2 separate regions of the Homo sapiens genome follow, and region 1 is linked to region 2. The links are chromatin loops, found by intact Hi-C in ENCODE. Cell type or tissue: MCF 10A. All regions are shown on one strand.

Region 1 (5,000 bases), 1.0 Mb before region 2:
ACACACAGTAAGTGGTGAAGTGTGACAAGGGGCTTGAGTCTTTGCCTGGATGCCAAAGGCTCTGCATGTTCTTCTATGTCACAAATGAGCAAGGATATTAAAAAGTTTTCATTCATTGCCACATAAGCTTAATATTTCAGACACATTTTGCATTAAATGATCTTACCAGGTAGATCATTTGTTATATCTGCTGATACAATAGAAATTTTCTTAGAAAAGCACAAAATGAAAGCAGAGAGAGATTATTAACAAGTTAAAGTTCTGTATATTGTTTTAATATACATATGTGTGTTTAGTTCCCTACCTAAAATACATCACAGTCACACAACATTCCGATCTTTTATTCTCTACAATTTTTTTTTTTTTTTAGATGGAGTCTTCCACTGTCGCCAGGCTGGAGTGCAGTGGCGCAATCTCCGCTCACTGCAACTTCCGCCTCCCGGGTTCAAGCAATTCTCCTGTCTCAGCCTCCCAAGTAGCTGGGACTACGGGCATGTACCACCACACCCAGCTAATTTTTGTATTTTTAAAAGAGACGGGGTTTCGCCATGTTGCTCAGGATGGTCTCGAGCTCTTGACCTCGTGATCCGTCCACCTCGGCCTCCCAAAGTGCTGGGATTACAAGCGTGAGCCACCGCGCCCGGCCTTTCTACTCTTTTGTGTTCCAAATTCTTTTGTATTCCATCATAATAATAACAGTGTAATTGCATGCAGTCTTACAATGGTTTTTAAGTCTACTCGTGACAAGAGCACAGTTATAGCCATGATATTAAACAAAAGGAAAACACGACAATCAATAACGATGTACATATAAGTACATATAAGGAATTGTACTAAATGTTGTGGGATAAACAAAATAAAAGAAATAAACATTTTCTTCAAGACACTGTCTCATTGGAAAGGCAAATAACAAAGATATGAAAAATAAAATAGGTAGAAATGGAATAAAAATGCAAAGGTAGCACGTGACTCCCTGTGAAATGATGTTTTAAGAGAGTTAATTACAAAGTCCTATGAACCCAAAAGGAAAGTGCTCAGATCCGGAAGAATAGGAAATGAAGAACAGTATGCTTGTGTCTGTCCACAAGAAAAATATATGATGTCTAAATAACAACCTAAAATAATGAAAGATTTCTGTGATGCATGGCTGACACACAGTACATCTTCATCTCAGGGGAGAATTTCCAGAAGTTGATTTTCCAGATTTATAGAACACAACTCCTGAGTGGTCACTGCAGCAACTGTGTCATTTTTCTACTTTTTCCAGCTGAACCAGTGACAAGTTACATCACTAATCCTGAGCTTATTAAGAAGTGTCACCATCTCATGTTGGAAACCTCTCCGGAGGGTTTGGTACTGTTCTCTCAGGTAGATTATTTAAGATTAATGTCCTGATATGACAAACTGCATTTTTAATCTGTCATCAAAGCAGATTATCAGAACCAGAAATGACAAGATTTAACACACAGTTTTTCATGCCTAAAACTAACAGCAAAAACTACAATGCATTTCACTACATTCAAAGTAAACATGATATATTAATGAATGGTTTTTCCTCTGTCACCGAATAATTATAGATTCCTTCTTACTAAAAACAAATTATGTTTATTTCCCTTAAGAAGACTATGATTAATTATACACAATTACACTTGCCTTTAATTGAACAGATTTCTTCTTTACTCTGGATTAGTGGGTTATTGTATATTATTAAATAGCTTCAGAAAACCCAAAGAAGGAAACCTTTCTCTTCAGAACTAAAGCTGGGTAAGTAATGGTGGTCGTGGAACTATGGATAGGGGTCAAAAAAGTTTCATTTTCTTGTTAAAATGACCTATGGCAAACAGAGCTAACAGTGTCTTACAGTTCTGATTTATTGGAAGCACATTGATATGCCTGAATCTCAGAAATTGTATTGGAAAAGCCACAAATGAAAGCTGAGAGAGATTAACATGTGGTGGGCTAAGACTTTGTAAAGATAGATTCCTAAGGCAGGATTTCTCAAACTCAACAATATTGACATTTTAGGATGTATAATTTTTGTTGTTGTTGGGGGTTGTCTTGTGCACCACAGAATATTTGCAGCATCTATCCACTAGATGCCAGTAACGTACATCCTCACAGTTGTGACAAACAATGATATCTCCAGACATTGCCAAATGTCTCCTAGAAGGGGATGGGGGCGGAGTGGGGTAGAGGGGAGCAAAATTGCCCTGGTTGAGAACCACCACCCAAAATTGTAGCATTCCTGTCTGGCCCCAAATCTAGAGGACATTGTACCTGATTCTGCTAGATGCTGAAAGTGTATAATTCTGTTGTGATAACAGAATATCCAGAATAAAGACCATACTTCCCAGCCTCACCTCCCTTACAGCTAAGTAGGGCCATGCTTCTAAAGTCAGGTTAACAGGATTTAAGCAAAAATTGTGTGGGAACTTCCTGGTCATGCCCATAAAAGGAAAAAAATATTTCCTTCTATTCTACTTTCCACCTTCTTGCTGGCTAGTTATAGACATGATGGTGAGAGCCAGAGCAGCCATACTGGACACAGGGATTGGAGCTGTGTGTTGAGTATGGCAGAGTAACAACAGCATGGGTGGCTGGATGTTTGACATGGTAGAGGTCCCATATCAGCTTTGAGACCTGAGAGAGAATAAACTTCTCTCTTGCTTAAATCTCTGTTCTATCAGGTTCTTTGTTATAGCAACTGGCATTTTCGTGGTAACTAACACACATCCCAACTGCTGTTGCATGCGCTAAGCCAAAAAGGCAGCAATGAAAAGAGGAGGGATCACTTCTTGTCCTTTTGGGTAAGACCAAGTATAAAACAGGGAGCTTCCTTTGTCCCACTGGAATCTAAAGAAGCTCTAACTGGGTCTACATCCTTGATTGGAAAACAGTCATTTTTAATTGTAACATAAACAAACACCAGGGAAAGAAACAGTGAGCAGTGAGGGAGGACGGAGTTAGTGATTCAGTCAGACCAACTGAATTCACACAGGCGATCCAATAGGAAGACAGTGTGCACAGTTGGTCTTTTCTTAGCTTACACTGAGATTCACGTCTGGACAGGTGAGGCTGGCGAAGTCCCCTACACAGCTGTTTATTTGCATGAGCTGGTTTGCCACGCAAAGAGCATGCTAGGCCAGGCACGGTGGCTCATGCCTATAATCCCAGCACTTTGGGAGGCTGAGGCGGGCAGATTGCTTGAGCCCAGGAGTTCAAGACCAGCCAGGCCAACATAGGGAGATCCCGTCTCTACCAAAATTAGCTGGGTGTGGTGGCGCCTGTAGTACTAACTACCCAAGAGTCTGAGGTGGGAGGATTGCTTGAGCCCAGGAGATCAAGGCTGTGGTGAGCCAAGATTGCATCACTGCACTCCAGCCTGGGTGACAGAGCAAGACTATCTCAAAAAAAGAAAGAAAGAAAAATAAAAAGAAACGAAGGAAGGAGAGAGAGAGAGAGAGAAAGAAAGAAAGAAAGAGAGAAAGAAGGAAGGAAGGAGAGAGAGAGAGAAAGGAAGAAGAAAGAAAGAGAGAGAAGGAAGGAAGGAGAGAGAAAGAAAGAAAGAAAGGAGAAAGAAAGAAAAAAAAGAAAAGAAGAAATGGCATGTTAGGTTGTACTTTTGTGGGAATGTAAGAATGAGAAAGACATTATCAGTGGAACGGATGGCCTTGTGTCTGGTCACCTGTCCAGCCCCATGGACAATGTATGAACCAATGAAGAGTGAACGTTCATAAGCTCAAGTGAGGAAATGGGTTCAGAAAGGTAGTCATGAAACGCATGGCACAGAGCATGACAAAGAGTGCCCAAAGCAGGGGGGAGAGCTCTCTCCCCACTTTGGCAAGGAATGCAGCCCCAACTGCGTGAACTTTCTAGTTCCTCCATGGTGACAACCAGAGGACCAGGGCGGAAGCTTAGGGGAGGGGAGGGCCCTGCAGATAACATTGTACCTCACAAGGACCTGCAGAGAACAATGGTGTTGAGCAGTGGGACCGGACTTTGCTTATAAGCACAAGTGAGATACCCCATAGAAATACCCAGAAATGCTTTACGATGGAGGACATTACAATAAGATGAGGCCATGCATCACTGGGGGAAGCCTTAAGCTGGCAAAGGTTGACCATTAATGTTGACGGTCCCCTGTGGCAGATAATAGTGAATTCCTGACCCAGTCAGCATTCCAAGGCCCTTCTCCCTACCATGTTGTTCCAGCCATGAGGGGATCTGAGGCAGTGTTCTGGGCAACATGACCAAAACAGAACACTAGTGGTGTTCCTGAAAAAAAAAAAAAAACAATTTTTTTTTCTGTGATAGAAACACTGCCTTTTCTCCTTCTGTCTTCTTCCTGGAGGAATGTGAACATGATTCCTGAAGCAACAGCAGCAGCAGCCATCATCTTTAAGCCTCCGCAGTCGCTGATTTCTGCATCTCTTGTTCTGTGAGGAAAATAGCCCCATGTGCTTAAATGGCTGTAGTTGAGTTTTCTAACACTTGAAGCCACTGCTGATTCATGGCTACAGGCTGATAAAAGCAGGGGAAATTTATATTACAGCAAATGTTGCTGCCATCTCTCCTGAAAAAGTGGTCTGAGGATCATATACAAGCCAAATATCTCCTTTCACATACTTTGCCCAGTCTATATGTGGCCTTTGTCATCTCACAATGTTTTCATGTTCACTTACTCATCTAAAAAGTTTGTTACTGGCGAGGATGTGGGAAAACTGGACCCCTCCTATACTGCTGGTGGAAGTTTAAAATGTACATCTACTCTGGAAAATTTCTTGACAGTTTTTCATAAAACTAAATCTGCATTTGCCACATAACCTAGCAATCATATCCTCTTGGGCATTTATCCCAGAGAAATGAAAACTTATGCTCATATACACAGAGAATAAGTCTGTATATGAATGCTGATAGTAGCTTTATTTGTAATAGCAAAAAAACTGTGAACAATCCAAATGTCTTTCAAAGGGCAAATGGTTAAGCAAACTCTGGCATAT
Region 2 (5,000 bases):
CTCTCTCCCTCTCTCCCTCTCCCCACAGTCTCCCTCTCCCTCTCTTTCCACGGTCTCCCTCTGATGCCGAGCCGAAGCTGGACTGTACTGCTGCCATCTTGGCTCACTGCAACCTCCCTGCCTGATTCTCCTGCCTCAGCCTGCCGAGTGCCTGCGATTGCAGGCGCGCGCCACCACGCCTGACTGGTTTTCGTATTTTTTTGGTGGAGACGGGGTTTCGCTGTGTTGGCCGGGCTGGTCTCCAGCTCCTAACCGCGAGTGATCCGCCAGCCTCGGCCTCCCGAGGTGCCGGGATTGCAGACGGAGTCTCGTTCACTCAGTGCTCAATGGTGCCCAGGCTGGAGTGCAGTGTCGTGATCTCGGCTCACTACAACCTCCACCTCCCAGCCGCCTGCCTTGGTCTCCCAAAGTGCCGAGATTGCAGCCTCTGCCCGGCCGCCACCCAGTCTGGGAAGTGAGGAGCGTCTCTGCCTGGCCGCCCATCGACTGGGATGTGAGGAGCCCCTCTGCCTGGCTGCCCAGTCTGGAAAGTGAGGAGCGTCTCTGCCCAGCCGCCATCCCATCTAGGAAGTGAGGAGTGTCTCTGCCCGGCCGCCCATCGTCTGAGATGTGGGGAGCGCCTCTACCCTGCCGCCCGGTCCGGGATGTGAGGAGCATCTCTGCCCGGCCGCCCTGTCTGAGAAGTGAGGAGACCCTCTGCCTGGCAACCGCCCCATCTGAGAAGTGAGGAGCCCCTCCGCCCGGCAGCCGCCCTGTCTGAGAAGTGAGGAGCCCCTCCGCCCAGCAGCCACCCCGTCTGGGAAGTGAGGAGCGTCTCCGCCCGGCAGCCACCTCGTCCGGGAGGGAGGTGGGGGGGTCAGCCCCCCGCCCGGCCAGCCGCCCCGTCCGGGAGGGAGGTGGGGGGGGTCAGCCCCCCGCCCGGCCAGCCGCCCAGTCCGGGAGGTGAGGGGCGCCTCTGCCCGGCCGCCCCTACTGGGAAGTGAGGAGCCGCTCTGCCTGGCTGGCCGCCCCGTCCGGGAGGGAGGTGGGGGGGTCAGCCCCCTGCCCGGCCAGCCACCCCGTCCGGGAGGGAGGTGGGGGCGTCAGCCCCCCGCCCGACCAGCCGCACCGTCCGGGAGGTGAGGGGCGCCTCTGCCCGGCCGCCCCTACTGGGAAGTGAGGAGCCCCTCTGCCCGGCCAGCCACCCCGTCCGGGAGGGAGGTGGGGGGGGGGGGTCAGCCCCGTGCCCGGCCAGCCGCCCTGTCCGGGAGGTGAGGGGCGCCTCTGCCTGGCTGCCCCTACTGGGAAGTGAGGAGCCCCTCTTCCCGGCCACCACCCCGTCTGGGAGGTGTACCCAACAGCTCACTGAGAACGGGCCATGATGACAATGGCGGTTTTGTGGAATAGAAAGGGGGGAAAGGTGGGGAAATGATTGAGAAATCGGATGGTTGCCGTGTCTGTGTAGAAAGAGGTAGACATGGGAGACTTTTCATTTTGTTCTGTACTAAGAAAAATTCTTCTGCCTTGGGATCCTGTTGATCTGTGACCTTACCCCCAACCCTGTGCTCTCTGAAACATGTGCTGTATCCACTCAGGGTTGAATGGATTAAGGGCGGTGCAAGATGTGCTTTGTTAAACAGATGCTTGAAGGTAGCATGCTCGTTAAGAGTCATCACCACTCCCTAATCTCAAGTCCAGGGACACAAACACTGCGGAAGGCCGAAGGGTCCTCTGCCTAGGAAAACCAGAGACCTTTGTTCACTTGTTTATCTGCTGACCTTCCCTCCACTATTGTCCTGTGACCCTGCCAAATCCCCCTCTGCGAGAAACACCCAAGAATGATCAATAAAAAAATAAAATAAAATAAAATAAAATAAAATAAAAAAAGAGTTCCTCCTGCCTTGTCCTCCTAAAGTAGTTGGGATTACAGGTGTGAGCCACCGCACCTGCCCTAAATTTTTTTTAATTTGGTGTCCTGAGATAAGAAAATGTTTCACCATTTGTTAAAATTTTCTTTTGTATCATTTACAAAATTGTTCATTAATTTCTAATAGATACATTCAATGTTTTTTATACTGAGACAAAAAGGAATTTTGAATTTTTTGCAATAAATTGCATTTTAGTTGTGAATTTGGCATTTAAAAAATCCATTCTAATAAATTTTCAGTACAATTAAAAAAAAATAATTTACTGTAATTCTTTCTGCAAGCTTTTAAAGAAATTATATGAGGTAAGACTGCCGCCTGCTGGTCAAGATGTGTTGCTCATTTACATTTCAAACTTGTTTTTCACGATAGCATAGGATGTGATAAATCCAATTCAAAGCAATCCAACATACAGACTTTTGAGATGTCCTAGGTTGTCACAAATTATTGATGCTTGGACATTCTAACAATTATCATTCCCACAAGCCTTTCGTGTTTATCCTTCCCTCTTGATGACTGTTGATAACAAATCTCTGGCTGCATATTTCTGAGTCTTTGAAATGTACAACTTAGGGGCTAAGTTGCATTTATGCTCCTTTCTCTTGAGCAATGTGAGCTAAGCATCCATCTGTAGGTGAGAGATCTCTAAGTGTTGCTGAACCTGCTGCATAACTGCACTCCTCTACCTTATCTTTTTCTGACGACATCTCACAAACATATTGGCAATGCTGCTTTGTCCTCTTCTGGAACCCCAGCATAAAGATGTCCCCCACTCCTCTCACTGGCTCTGAGCCCAGCCCCAAGGTCACCCATCACTCAGGTGATCCTCAGCTCAGCCCTAAGGTGACACAGTCTTGTATCATGACTCCAGGGGAGCAGTTCCCAACCTTTTTGGCACGAGGGACTGGTTTTGTGGAAGACAATTTTTCCATGAACCGGGGTTGGGGGGATGGTTTTGGGATGATTCAAGTGCATTACATTTGTTGTGCACTTTATTTCTATTTTTATTACGTTGTAATATATAACAAAAAGTTAGACAAGTCACCGTAATGTAGAATCTGGGAGCCCTGAGCTTGTTTTCCTGAAACTAGATGGTTCTACCTGGGCATGATGGGAGACAGTGACAGATCATCTGGCATTAGATTCTCATAAGGAGTGTGCAACCTACATCCCTCACATGTGCAGTTCACAATAGGGTTCACGCTCCTGTGAGAATCTAATGCCCCTGCTGATCTGACAGGAGGCGGAGCTCAGGCAGAAATGCAAGTGATGGGGAGCAGCTGTAAATACAGATGAAGCTCGCCTCCTGCTGTGCAGCCCAGTTCCTACTGGGCCATGGACTGGGGGTTGGGCAACCCTGCTCTAGGGGACAGATAACTGAGTTTGAAGGCCTGCTCTACCCCTGACCACCTCAATTACTCATTTTGGTTGTGATGAGCATGCACTCCTATAATAAGTAAAAAATAAGTTGTTATAAACATCCTTCCCTAAATGCTTCAACCACCAACCTGCCCTGACCTGAGGCTGATGCTGAGTTCCAAGGGGGCTCAGGTCTAAGAAACAAAGTTCAGATGCAAGTTCTTGGGTGTCAGTTTCAGTTCCCAGACATTGCTCCACCTTCTCCTTATTCCCAAGAATACCAAATTATGCACATCCTGTCTGCTCTCCCCAAACTTACTGAGCATGTTGAAATTAAATTGTACCCTGACAACTTGAAAATCCTTTTCATGATTAAACAAATATTTATGGAACACTTTCCAGGTAGCAAGAACTTGCTAAATACTGCATTTAAAAAGATGAATGTGCTTTCCAAATGCTTAATTTGCACCATGAACACTGCTTATTCAGGACTGCCAAGAGAGACCCATCCAGCAGAGGTATCTATCAACTCTATTGAGGAAAAAAAGGCAAACACAAGAAATTTCAGGCACGTGAAGTTTGTAAGACCAAGAAAGGTAAAAAAGAAATCTTGAGAAATTCAAATGTGACATTATGTAATAGCCAGGAAAGTTACTTTGTTGTTGGGATTAAAATAGTTAAGAGATTTTTGTGAACTTCTTCTGGACATGGGCTCTTTTCCTGATCTTGTATTTCCAGCACCTCTCACAGTAGCTGCATATAGTTAGCACTTAATTAACATTTATTGAACTAATTGCCTCACTTGCTCTTGCTTACTGAAACAGTCATAATCATTATCCCCTTCATCTAGCAAATACAAAGTTAGGCGGAATGCGCACAGACTAAGTAAGAAACAGACAAGTGAAGCTGGAGAAGCTTCAAATGTTTGGAGGACGCCTGGGGCATTTCTCCCCAGGCTCCAGATGAATTCTGTGGTGCTAACTGTGATGCAGGAAACTTGGAGTCCCTGGGATTGCAAAGTCTGTCTGCCAAGGAAGGAGGTCTTCAAAGTACATGAGAAAGGAAAACGAGAATGAAAAATGGATTTGGCAATAAAGATGAGGGAGAAAGTCATGCGTCACATCTCGGTGAACCTTTTAACTGCTGATAATAGACATGTATAGCAGAGTCTTCTAAGGCTCACAAATAACAACAATGACGCTATGTGCTTTGCATGCATTACCTAAGTTAATGTTCAAAACAACTGGAAGCAGATTTGCCCCATTTTACAAATGAGGAGGAAACCGAGGTTCCGGGAGGTTGCTAGCTGCTCGGTGCAAGAGGCCTAGATTTCTGCGTATCTCAGCTTTCAACATGCCTTTCTCACTAAGCTTAATTATTTCTAGCTTTTGATTTAAAGTGAGAGACTTGAGATTCTTCCTTTCACTTCAACACTTAGAGGTTATTGCAAGATTCTTTTTTTTTTTTTTTTGAGACAGGGTCTTGCTCTGTCGCCCAGGCTAGAGTGTGGTGGCACAATCTTGGCTCACTGCAGCCTCCACTTCCTGGGCTCAGGTGATTCTTTCATCTCAGCCTCCCAAGTAGCTGGGACTACAGGTGTGCACCAGCATGCTAGTTAATTTTTGTAGTTTTTGTAGAGACAGGGTTTCTCCATGTTGCCCAGGCTGGTGTTGAACTCCTGGACTCAAGTGATCTGCCTGCCTCAGCATCTTAAAGTGCTGGGATTACAGGCTATTG

What was found. A loop is a pair of places that touch in the nucleus more often than their neighbours do. Peaks named below come from ENCODE experiments on the same cell type or tissue, not always from the same donor. Only the 100,000 strongest peaks of a DNase experiment are listed, where the experiment ranks them.
Region 1: it touches region 2 in a loop (13-fold over the local background); 2 of 110 quality-filtered maps call a loop at or near these places.

What each region holds. Positions count from the first base shown.
Region 1 is chr4:169,022,856-169,027,855 of GRCh38, forward strand. No RefSeq gene overlaps it. Among named protein-coding and RNA genes, the nearest start is that of CBR4-DT, 15 kb to the left of the region's middle. In MCF 10A, a CTCF peak has its summit at 2,072 (motif pointing right); no DNase peak of the experiment used is centred here.
Region 2 is chr4:170,045,734-170,050,733 of GRCh38, forward strand. No RefSeq gene overlaps it. Among named protein-coding and RNA genes, the nearest start is that of MFAP3L, 22 kb to the left of the region's middle. RefSeq lists an enhancer at 1-271. In MCF 10A, a CTCF peak has its summit at 2,225 (motif pointing left); a DNase peak (open chromatin) is centred at 2,238.